2 separate regions of the Homo sapiens genome follow, and region 1 is linked to region 2. A link is a contact called in ENCODE Hi-C or POLR2A ChIA-PET data. All regions are on one chromosome and are shown on one strand. The core of a region is the stretch at or near the end of the contact, and the rest is flanking DNA. Distances in the headings are between cores, read along the strand shown.

The links. Hi-C counts contacts between places; a loop is a spot of excess contacts on that map. ChIA-PET counts read pairs that join two places held with the same protein, here RNA polymerase II (POLR2A). Pooled maps may share reads with other maps.
Region 1: a loop to region 2 is called in a pooled map, with 6 times the contacts of the local background. The contact joins the enhancer-like site here to the promoter of RAVER1 in region 2. A Hi-C loop is called at or near these places in 1 of 50 pooled maps. POLR2A ChIA-PET finds 5 or more read pairs at or near these places in 2 of 52 experiments (B cell and GM12878).

The regions. Positions count from the first base shown.
Region 1 is chr19:11,580,901-11,585,850 of GRCh38, reverse strand. LOC124904638 (a long non-coding RNA gene) reads right to left here. Exons shown (of 2, transcript XR_007067140.1): 2 at 2,187-2,434. It also overlaps the pseudogene GAPDHP76. Among named protein-coding and RNA genes, the nearest start is that of ACP5, 5.7 kb to the right of the region's middle. RefSeq lists enhancers at 1,757-1,816, 1,827-1,966, 3,868-4,067 and a silencer at 3,567-3,732. Within about 2 kb of position 3,435, at least 3 of the 41 ENCODE cell types and tissues checked have a DNase peak (open chromatin) inside an H3K27ac peak, as active enhancers do.
Region 2 is chr19:10,329,505-10,334,778 of GRCh38, reverse strand. RAVER1 (ribonucleoprotein, PTB binding 1) reads left to right here and starts at 1,250. Exons shown (of 13, transcript NM_133452.3): 1 at 1,250-1,490; 2 at 4,253-4,319. The coding sequence starts at 1,272. It overlaps ICAM3 (intercellular adhesion molecule 3), which reads left to right. Exons shown (of 7, transcript NM_002162.5): 5 at 1-251; 6 at 371-619; 7 at 720-1,003. The coding sequence ends at 922. RefSeq lists enhancers at 1-225, 850-989, 1,230-1,449, 940-1,856, 1,857-2,773 and a silencer at 1,622-1,845.

The DNA of each region.
Region 1 (4,950 bases), core at 2,186-4,685, 1.2 Mb before region 2:
TTTGTATCTCTCATGGTTCATGTCCATCACAAACATGGGGGCATGGGCAGAGGGGGCAGAGATGGTGATCCCTTTGGCTGCCCATCCTAAGCGAGCCCCAGCCTTCCCCATGGTCGTGAAGATGCTGCTGGTGGACTCCATGACATAACCAGTGCCAGCATCGTCACCCAATTTGATTTTGCTGGGATCTGGCTTCTAGAAGATGGGGATGAGATTCCCATTTCCTATTGATGACAAGCTTCCCTTCTCTTTCTCAGTCTTTTCTTTTCTTTTTTTTTTTTTTTAAGAGAGAGAGGATCTCCCTATGTTGCCTAGGCTGGTCCTGAACTCCTGGTCTCAAGTGATCCTCCCACCTCAACCTCCTAAGTAGCTGAGATTACAAGCATGAGCCACCACACCCAGCCCACTTCTCAGCTTTGATGGTGCCGCGGAACTTGCCGTGGGTAGAATCATATTGGAACATGTAGACCATGTAGTTGAGGTCAATGAAGGGGTCATTGAGGTGACAACATCCATTCTGCCAGAGTTAAAAGCAGCTCTGGTGCCCTGGTGACCAGGCACCCAATATGGCCAAATCCATTTACTCCTGTCTTCACTTTCACCACGGTGTCTCGGGGACATGCCTTTTTCACTGCATGAAAAGATGTGGCTGTCTGTCAAATGGGAGGAGCAGAGAGGCTCTGCCTTTTTAATCTTTAAGAAAAAAAATTCAGGCTGGGCATGGTGGCTCACGCCTGTAATCCCAGCACCTTGGGAGGCCAAGGCAGGCGGATCACAAGGTCAGGAGATCCAGACCATCCTTACTAACATGGTGAAACCCCGTCTCTACTAAAAAATACAAAAAATTAGCTGGGCGTGGTGGCGGGCACCTGTAGTCCCAGCTACTTGGGAGGCTGAGGCAGGAGAATGGCGTGAACCCGGGAGGCGGAGCTTGCAGTGAGCCAAGATCGCGCCACTGCACTCCAGCCTGGGTGATGGAGCAAGACTCTGTCTCAAATAATAATAATAATAATAATTTAGATGGGGTCTCACTGTGTCACCCAGGCTTGTCTCAAACTCCTGGGCTCCAGTGATCCACCCACCTCAACCTCCCAAAGTGCTGGGATTACAGGTGTGAGCCACCACACCCGGCCTATTATTATTATTTGAGACAGTCTTGCTCTTGTCGCCCAGGCTGGAGTGCAGTGGCACGATCTTGGCTCACTGCAACCTCTGCTTCCCGGGTTCAAGCGATTCTCCTGCCTCAGCCTCCCGAGTAGCTGGGATTACAGGTGGCTGCCACCACGCCCAGCTAATTTTTTTTGTATTTTTAGTAGAGATGGGGTTTCACCTTGTTGGTCAGGCTGGTCTCAAACACCTGACCTCAGGTGATCCGCCCACCTCAGCCTCCCAAAGTGCTGGGATTACAGGCGTGAGCCACTGCTCCTGGCCCTGTCTTTTAATTTTTAAAGGGTAGGGGGCACCATGACCCATCTTTGCCCACCTAAACCACCTATTCAGCAGCCCATGCCCCGCAGCCCACAGCTGGGGGACATCATGCAAAATCTAAGTCAGATCTGTCCCTCTGATCAGAACCCTCTGTGGCTCCCACCTTACCCAGATAAAAGCCCCCTTCCCTGCAGCCCCCAAGAGCACACGCAACCTGCCCCACCCACACCCTTCTCTGTTCCTTGCCCTTGACCTTGCAGACTCAACCTTCCGGATTCACTTCCCCCTTGCTCACTCTGCTCCAGCCACAAAAGCCAATTTTTGGTTCCTCAAATCAAACTAACTCATGACAGCATTTTGAATTTTGAAGCCTTGGGGCCCCGAAAAAGTCCATCTTTTTTTTTTTTTTTTAAGATCGAGTCTCACTGTGTTGCCCAGGCTGGAGTGCGGTGGTGTGATCTCGACTCACTGCAACCTCTGCCTCCCTGGTTCAAGCAATTCTCCGGCCTCAGCCTCCCAAGTAGCTGGGATTACAGGTGCTCGCTGCCATGCCCAGCTAATTTTTTTGTATTTTAGTAGAGAAAGGGTTTCACCTTGTTGCCTAGGCTGATCTTGAACTCCTGAACTCAGGCAATCTGTCTGCCTCAGCCTCCCAAAGTGCTGGGATTACAGGCGTGAGCCACTGCGCCCGGCCCAAAAATCCATCTTTGTGGGTTCCTTTGTAAATGTGTAGTCAATTTAGAAATTTAGAAACACGGTTTCCCTTAAGCCTTTATTTAGTTACAATCACAACTAACATGTTACTTATACACCTGGCAAAGTGAAACATCAAAAAATTAATTCAGGGCCTGGCCTCAGGCCTGTAATCCCAGCACTTTGGGATGCCAAGGCAGACGGATCACTTGAGGTCAGGAGAATCGCTTGAACCTGGGAGACGGAGGTTGGGACGAGCTGAAGATCACACCACTGCGCTCCAGCTTGGGTGACAGAGTGAGTGAGACTCCATCTCAACAAAAAGAAAAAGAAATATCACTTTAAGAGGTCATTGGATGCATATTTGGGTCCGTTTATAAGTTTAGTGGATTGAAATTAACATTTTACATTTTATAAGTGTGATGCATTTTATTCTATACTCTTTTACTACTATAATAATAATTATTATTATTAATTTTTTTTTTGAGATGGAGTCTCGCTCTGTCACCCAAGCCGGATGGAGTGCAGTGGCGCGATCTTGGCTCACTGCAAGCTCCACCTCCCAGGTTCATGCCATTCTCCTGCCTCAGCCTCCCGAGTAGCTGGGACTACAGGCGCCCACCACCACGCCCAGCTAATTTTTTTGTATTTTTAGTAGAGACGGGGTTTCACCGTGTTAGCCATGTTGCTCTCGATCTCCTGACCTCGTGATCCGCCCGCCTCGGCCTCCCAAAGTGATGGGATTACAGGCGTGAGCCACTGCGCCCGGTCAATTATTATTATTTTTTAGAGACAGTGTATCAGCTCTGTCACCCAGACTGGAGTGCAGTGGTGCAATCATGGCTCACTGCAGCCTCGACCTCCTGAGCAATGCTCCCACCTCAGCCTCCTGAGTAGCTGGGCTACAGGTGCACACAACCACGCCCAGCTAATTTTATTTTTAAGAGATGAGGTCTCTACAAAAAGTGTTGGGATGACAGGTGTGAGCCACTGTGCCAGCTTATTCTTTAATCTTTTAATTTATTATTATTATTTTTTGAGACAGAGTCTTGCTCTACCACCCAGGCTAGAGTGCAATGGTGCGATCTCAGCTCACTGCAACCTCTGCCTCCCGGGTTCAAGCGATTCTCCTGCCTCAGCCTCCTGAGTAGCTGGGACTACAGGCACGTGCCACCACACCCAGGTAATTTTTTGTATTTATAGTAGAGATGGGGTTTCACCATGTTAGCCAGGATGGTCTCGATCTCCTGACCTCTTGATCCACCCGCCTCGGCCTCCCAAAGTGCTGGGATTACAGGCATGAGCCACTGCACCTGGCCTATTCTTTAATCTTTTTAAATGTCTCCACCAAGCAAACACCTTGAGAAGTCCTTATCAGTTATTAAAAATCTACAATGCAAACATACAAATAAAAGGAGAACAGTAAGTTCTCTTAAACATTCTGATACTACTTCTAAACTTAGCCAATAAACTGAGAATGAATGTTAATTTTTTAAATAAACAGGCCAGGGGCAGTGGTTCACACCTGTAATCCCAGCACTTTGAGGGGCTGAGTTGGGAGGATTGCTTGAACTCAGGAGTTCAAGAGCAGCCTGGACAAGGTGACAAATCCCTCTCTCTACAAAAAATACAAAAATTAGCTGGGTGTGGTGGTGTGTGCCTGTAGTCTCAATCCCCAGGAGGCCAAGGGGTGTGGGAGGATCCCCTGAGCCCAGAAGGTCGAGTCTGCAGTGAGCCGTGATCGCATCACTGGTCTCCAGCCTGGGTGACTCTGTTTTAGAAAAAGAAAAAAGAAAGAAAAAAAAAGCTTTCATTAACTGAAGACAGACTGAAAGCAAGAGAAACTGAAAGCAAGATAAATGAGTGGGTGGTTTTCTCAAGCACTGGTAAGTGCTGCAGAGAAAACTACAGCAACAGGAGAGTCAATGATGGGGGCAGGGTGGTGCATTTCAGATAATTTCAGATAAATTATCTTTTTCTTTTTTTTTTTTTTTTTTTGAGACAGAGTCTCACTCTGTCACCCAGGCTAGAGTACAGTGGCACGATCTTGGCTCACTGCAACCTCCGCCTCCCAGGTTCAAGCAATTCTCCTGCCTCGACCTCCTGAGTAGCTGGGACCACAGGTTTGTGCCACCACGCCCAGCTAATTTCTGTATTTTTAGTAGAGATGGGGTTTCACCATGTTGGCCAGGCTGGTCTCGAACTCCTGGCCTCAAGTGATCCACCCGGCTTGGCTTCCCAAAGTGCTGGGATTACAGGCGTGAGCCACCACGCCCAGACTCATTTCAGATAAATTAAAGGAACTTGAACACAATGGGTGACCTCAGTATCTGACTAAGGAAGACCCTTCCAGGCAGGGAGAACAGAAAGTGCCAAGACCCTGAGGCCAGAGTGTATCTGAGACAGTCAAGCAATGCGGAGGAGGTCAGAGGAGCAAGAAACAGGGAAAGCAGGATTGGCAGGAGGAAGGAAGGGAAGGGATTGGGTAGAGACAGCAGCGGAGAACAGGACCTGGATGTATTGGCAACAGGAGGAACTCACTCGTGGGGTTGTTGACATCTGAGATTGACACTGGTGTTGGGAAAATAGGAAAGGGTGGAGGTGGAGGGAGATTCTGAGTCACAGCCTGATCTAGCTCCACAGAAAATCAGCAGAAGAGAGTTCTCCTGGGTGAATGGAGAGAGAAGAGCTTATTCAGCACCCTGGAGGAGACCAGAGAGAGATAGCCAAGAACGCACAGGTTTTATTACATGCTCTGTGCAAGATCAGGTTTATTTTTTTCATTGTGCTCTCTCTCTCTCTCTCTCTCTCTCTCTGAGACAAGAGTCT
Region 2 (5,274 bases), core at 1-2,500:
CCTAGGACCCATTGTGAACCTCAGCGAGCCCACCGCCCATGAGGGGTCCACAGTGACCGTGAGTTGCATGGCTGGGGCTCGAGTCCAGGTCACGCTGGACGGAGTTCCGGCCGCGGCCCCGGGGCAGCCAGCTCAACTTCAGCTAAATGCTACCGAGAGTGACGACGGACGCAGCTTCTTCTGCAGTGCCACTCTCGAGGTGGACGGCGAGTTCTTGCACAGGAACAGTAGCGTCCAGCTGCGAGTCCTGTGTGAGTCGGTCACCCTGACCTTTAATCCCTCCACCCCTGCCCTGGAAAGATTAGACGCTCCTCTGCACCACTGTGCCTCGGGTGTGTTGGGTGTCTGATCACACATGGTGGTTCCACAGATGGTCCCAAAATTGACCGAGCCACATGCCCCCAGCACTTGAAATGGAAAGATAAAACGAGACACGTCCTGCAGTGCCAAGCCAGGGGCAACCCGTACCCCGAGCTGCGGTGTTTGAAGGAAGGCTCCAGCCGGGAGGTGCCGGTGGGGATCCCGTTCTTCGTCAACGTAACACATAATGGTACTTATCAGTGCCAAGCGTCCAGCTCACGAGGCAAATACACCCTGGTCGTGGTGATGGACATTGAGGGTGAGCTAACACGGGGCTGCGGGTCTGGACCGGTAAGCCGGGGGGCGGGGGGGTTGGAGACAGAAGGGACGCATATTGACTTAGCGCTTTCTCTGCACAGCTGGGAGCTCCCACTTTGTCCCCGTCTTCGTGGCGGTGTTACTGACCCTGGGCGTGGTGACTATCGTACTGGCCTTAATGTACGTCTTCAGGGAGCACCAACGGAGCGGCAGTTACCATGTTAGGGAGGAGAGCACCTATCTGCCCCTCACGTCTATGCAGCCGACAGAAGCAATGGGGGAAGAACCGTCCAGAGCTGAGTGACGCTGGGATCCGGGATCAAAGTTGGCGGGGGCTTGGCTGTGCCCTCAGATTCCGCACCAATAAAGCCTTCAAACTCCCTAATCTGTGGTTTGATTCCACCCGCGCTGCAAGTCTCTCCCACCCAGGTGCACATCCACTGAGTAGCGTCGCTGCGACGGAAGGGGGCGGGGCCTGTGGCGCGCAGACGCAGCTTGAACTCTTGAGAGGTGGGCTGGGGCTTAGCCAACGGGGCAAGGGGGGCGGGAAGGAGGTGGGGTTTCTCCCAGCCAATCGACGGGCGCGCCCTCGTTGCCGCTCTATGCCGCTCCGCCCCGGCTCGCTGGTCCCAGAAGGCGCCGGGTTTCCCAAGATGGCGGCGGACGTGTCCGTTACTCACCGGCCCCCGCTGAGCCCTAAGTCTGGGGCCGAAGTCGAAGCCGGCGATGCCGCGGAGCGCCGGGCGCCGGAAGAAGAGCTGCCGCCTCTAGATCCAGAAGAGATCCGGAAACGCCTGGAACACACCGAGCGCCAGTTCCGTAACCGCCGCAAGATACTGATCCGGGGCCTCCCGGGGGACGTGACCAACCAGGTATTGGGGGGGGCGGTGTAGGAGCGTGGCGGGAAATACCACGGTGCGCGTGCGCGGGGGGAACCGGGCGACACCAACGCTGAGGTGCGCGGGGGTCGTTGGCGGGGGCGCCCAAGCACCGGATCCACGCGGGATCGGGAGAGACCAAGAGCGGGACGTGGGGGGGCGATGATGAAAGGGGAAACCGACTGCGAAGTGAGGGAGGGCGTTGCTAGGGGCGACCACAGGCTTGGGCGACACCAAGTGATGGAAGCGGGCGGGGAATGGAAGGGGGCGGACAGCTTTGGTCCTGTTGGGGAATTGTGAATGGGCTGGTACATTGGACCACCAGTTGCCCCCTGCTTGGATGATGCTTTTCTCCACCCACTCTACCACAGGGTGGCGGGACCTCACATCCAGAAGTTTCAGGACTGCGGAGAGTACGCCCCTCCATATCACGCGTTTATTCACTGCTCTCAGAGATAAATCCGGAAGTTAACAGCAGCCCCTGGGTCTCAGCCCCCAAAACCTCAGGATTAATTTGGGAAAATGGGGTCTTCTGCCACCAGCCTACAGACCTACAGGAAGGAAGCGAGGCCTGTGTTCTATGGAGCCCCTCGTGGCTAATCTTCCTGCTAGGAGTGCCCTTCTCATGGGGCCAGCATGGGGCAGCGCTTCCCAATGCTCTTTGGACCCAGGGAAATGGCATCTATACTGCCCTGCCCTATGGCGGTGAAATAGGTTCTCGCTTCCTGCTGCTGAGATTCCCTGCTCTCCGGCCCACCAGCACACCGGGTGGGCACGTGGCTAGTGGAACCCCAGGGATGTTGGGAGGGGCTGAATTTGGGGACAGATCGGGACAGGGATCATTAAGGATGGTCAGGTTTCTTTCTGGGTCTTCCTCTCAGTGTCTGCAGTCTCTCAGCTGGGAACACATTGTCTCTCCTGCAAGATGCACAGTGTGTCTGGTCCCAGCAGGCGCCAGCACTTTGCCTTCAAAGCTGGCTTGAGAGGCTGGGCATGGTGGCTCATCCCTTTAATCCCAGCACTTTGAGAGGCTGAGGCAAGAGGCTGTATTGAGCCCAAGGGTTCGAGACTAGCCTGGGCGGTATAGTGAAACCCTCATCTCTACAAAAAATTTTTAAAAATTAGCCAGGCATGGTGGTGCGTGCCTGTAGTCCCAGCTACGCAGGAGGCTGAGGTGGGAGGATCACTTGAGCCTAGGAGGTTGAGGCTGCAGTGAGCTATGATTGTGCTACTACACTCTAGCCTAGGTGACAGAACAAGACACTATCTCTAAAAAAAAGAAAAATAAATGAGCTGGCTTGGAAGAGGGCAGCTTTATCAGCAGGAGGAAATTGGGAGGCATGTGAACCCACACAACGTGGGGCTTACTAGAAGGTGGGCTCCCCAGTCAGGTACCCATGGGTGGCTGCGCTGCCCAACTGCATGGCCTCCAGCAGATCTCTTCACTTCTCCTAGCCTAAGTTTTCTCATATACAACATGAGTTTGTTAATACTTCACTTACAGAGTTGTTGGAAACAGTGAATCTTGCAAAAGGAGGTTCATGCAGGTTAAATGGCTTCCCTAAAGGCATACTCTTTTTTTTTTTTTTTTTTTTTTTGAGACGGAGTCTCACTCTGTCGCCAGGCTAGAGTGCAGTGGCTTGATGTCTGCTCACTGCAACCTTCACCCCTCGGGTTCAAGCAATTGTCTTGCCTCAGTCTCCCGAGTAGCTAGGACTACAGGTGCACGCCACCACAGCCAGCTGATTTTTGTATTTTTAGTAGAGATGGGGTTTCACCTTCCTGGCCAGGATGGTCTCGATCTCTTGATCTTGTGACCCGCCTGCCTCAGCCTCCAAAGTGCTGGAATTACAGGCGTGAGCCCGGCCTCTTTTTTTTTTTTTTTTTTTGTTGTTGTTATTTTTTTTTTTTTTTTTTTTTTTTTTTGAGACGGAGTCTCGCTCTGTCGCCCAGGCTGGACTGCGGACTGCAGTGGCGCAATCTCGGCTCACTGCAAGCTCTGCTTCCCGGGTTCACGCCATTCTCCTGCCTCAGCCTCCCGAGTAGCTGGGAATACAGGCGCCTGCCACCGCGCCCGGCTAATTTTTTTGTATTTTTAGTAGAGACGGGGTTTCACCTTGTTAGCCAGGATGGTCTCGATCTCCTGACCTCGTGATCCACCCGCCTCGGCCTCCCAAAGTGCTGGGATTACAGGCGTGAGCCACCGCGCCCGGCCTTGTTGTTATTGTTGTTGACAGTGTCTCCCTTTGTCACCCAGGCTGGAGTGCAGTGGCACACTGCAACCTCTGCCTCCTGGGTGCAAGCAGTTCTCCTACCTCAGCCTCCCGAGTAGCTAGGATTACAGGTGTGCGCCACCACTCCTGGCTAATTTTTGTATTTTTAGTAGAGACAAGGTTTCACCATGTTGGCCAGGCTGGTCTCGAACTCCTGACCTCAGGTGATTCACCCGCCTCGGCCTCCCAAAATGCTGGGATTATAAGCGTGAGCCACCCCGCCCAGCCAGCTAAAGGTATACCCTCTAAGAGCATGTTGCCTGGGTAATAGCACAGTCTGCAGCTAGGTTCTGAATCCCATCTCTGCCAGGTATGAGCAGAATGACCTTGACAAAATTACTGCATCGAGCCTCAGTTTCCTCATTGGTAAAATGGGGGGTGGTAATTGACCTGCCTTCATAGCTGGTGGCAGCTATGAAGCGGCACTGGGTTGCCCCCTTCCATCTCCAGTAACTCCCTGTCTTTTGTCTTGTATCTCCACAGGAAGTACATGACCTGCTCAGTGACTATGAGCTCAAATACTGTTTTGTGGACAAATACAAAGGGACAGGTTTGTGGGGCCATGGGGCGGGCCAGGGCAGGGAGTGACCATCCCTGAAGATGGGAGGGCCTGGCTCACTGTCTGCTGCTCTGAGCTTCAGGCCCAGTATTGCCCCCCAGGCCAACATGGCAGGTTGCCCCAATCTGCCTGTCATCCTGTCATCTTGGGACAGCCTTCATGTTCTCCTTGGAGAACACTGGGCATCGGGCTGATTCTCTTCCTACTCCACTCGCTTGGCATTGAGCTAATTCTTGACAACGTTTGGCCGTGGGTTCATTCTCTTCTTACCCCTCTTGCCTCACTCAGCCAGTCACCCCTGCTTGTGTGGTCTTTTTTTTTTTTTTTTTGAGATGGAGTCTTGCTCTGTCGCCAGGCTGGAGTGCAGTGGCGCGAGCTCGGCTCGCTGCAACCTCCGCCTCCTGGGTTCAGCCCATTCCCCTGCTTCAGCCTCCCGAGTAGCTGGGATTACAGGCATGTGCCACCATGCCCGGCTAATTTTTGTATTTTTAGTAGAGACAGGGTTTCTACCTGGGTGGGTCCAGGTTAACCAGGTGAGGAGGTGGGGCTCAGTGTTCCATGCTCAAGAAACAGCAGCTGCAAAGGCCCCTCTGGAGTGTGCCTGGCGTGGTCCGGGTGGCAGCGGTGAGATGGGAGGGGAGGTCAGCGAGCCCGCACAGGCTGCACTGCACCCTGCAGCTAGAAGCCACAAGATGGATGTGGCGTGATCGTTTTGAACAAAGCTTCCTGCGGCCGCTGGGTGGATCGCAAATCTGGGGCAGCACGTGGCAGCAGGGTTCAGGGGCACTGGTGGCCTGGAAAGGTGGCAGGGGTGGGCAGTGTGTAGAGTGGGCCTCTGGAGTCCGGCTGCCTGGGTTCAAGTCCAGGCTCCCCTACTCGGGGCACAGGGGTGCTGCTCTGGGCCCGTTTCCTCTCTGGCAAAATGGTGATTGTGATGATTAAGTTA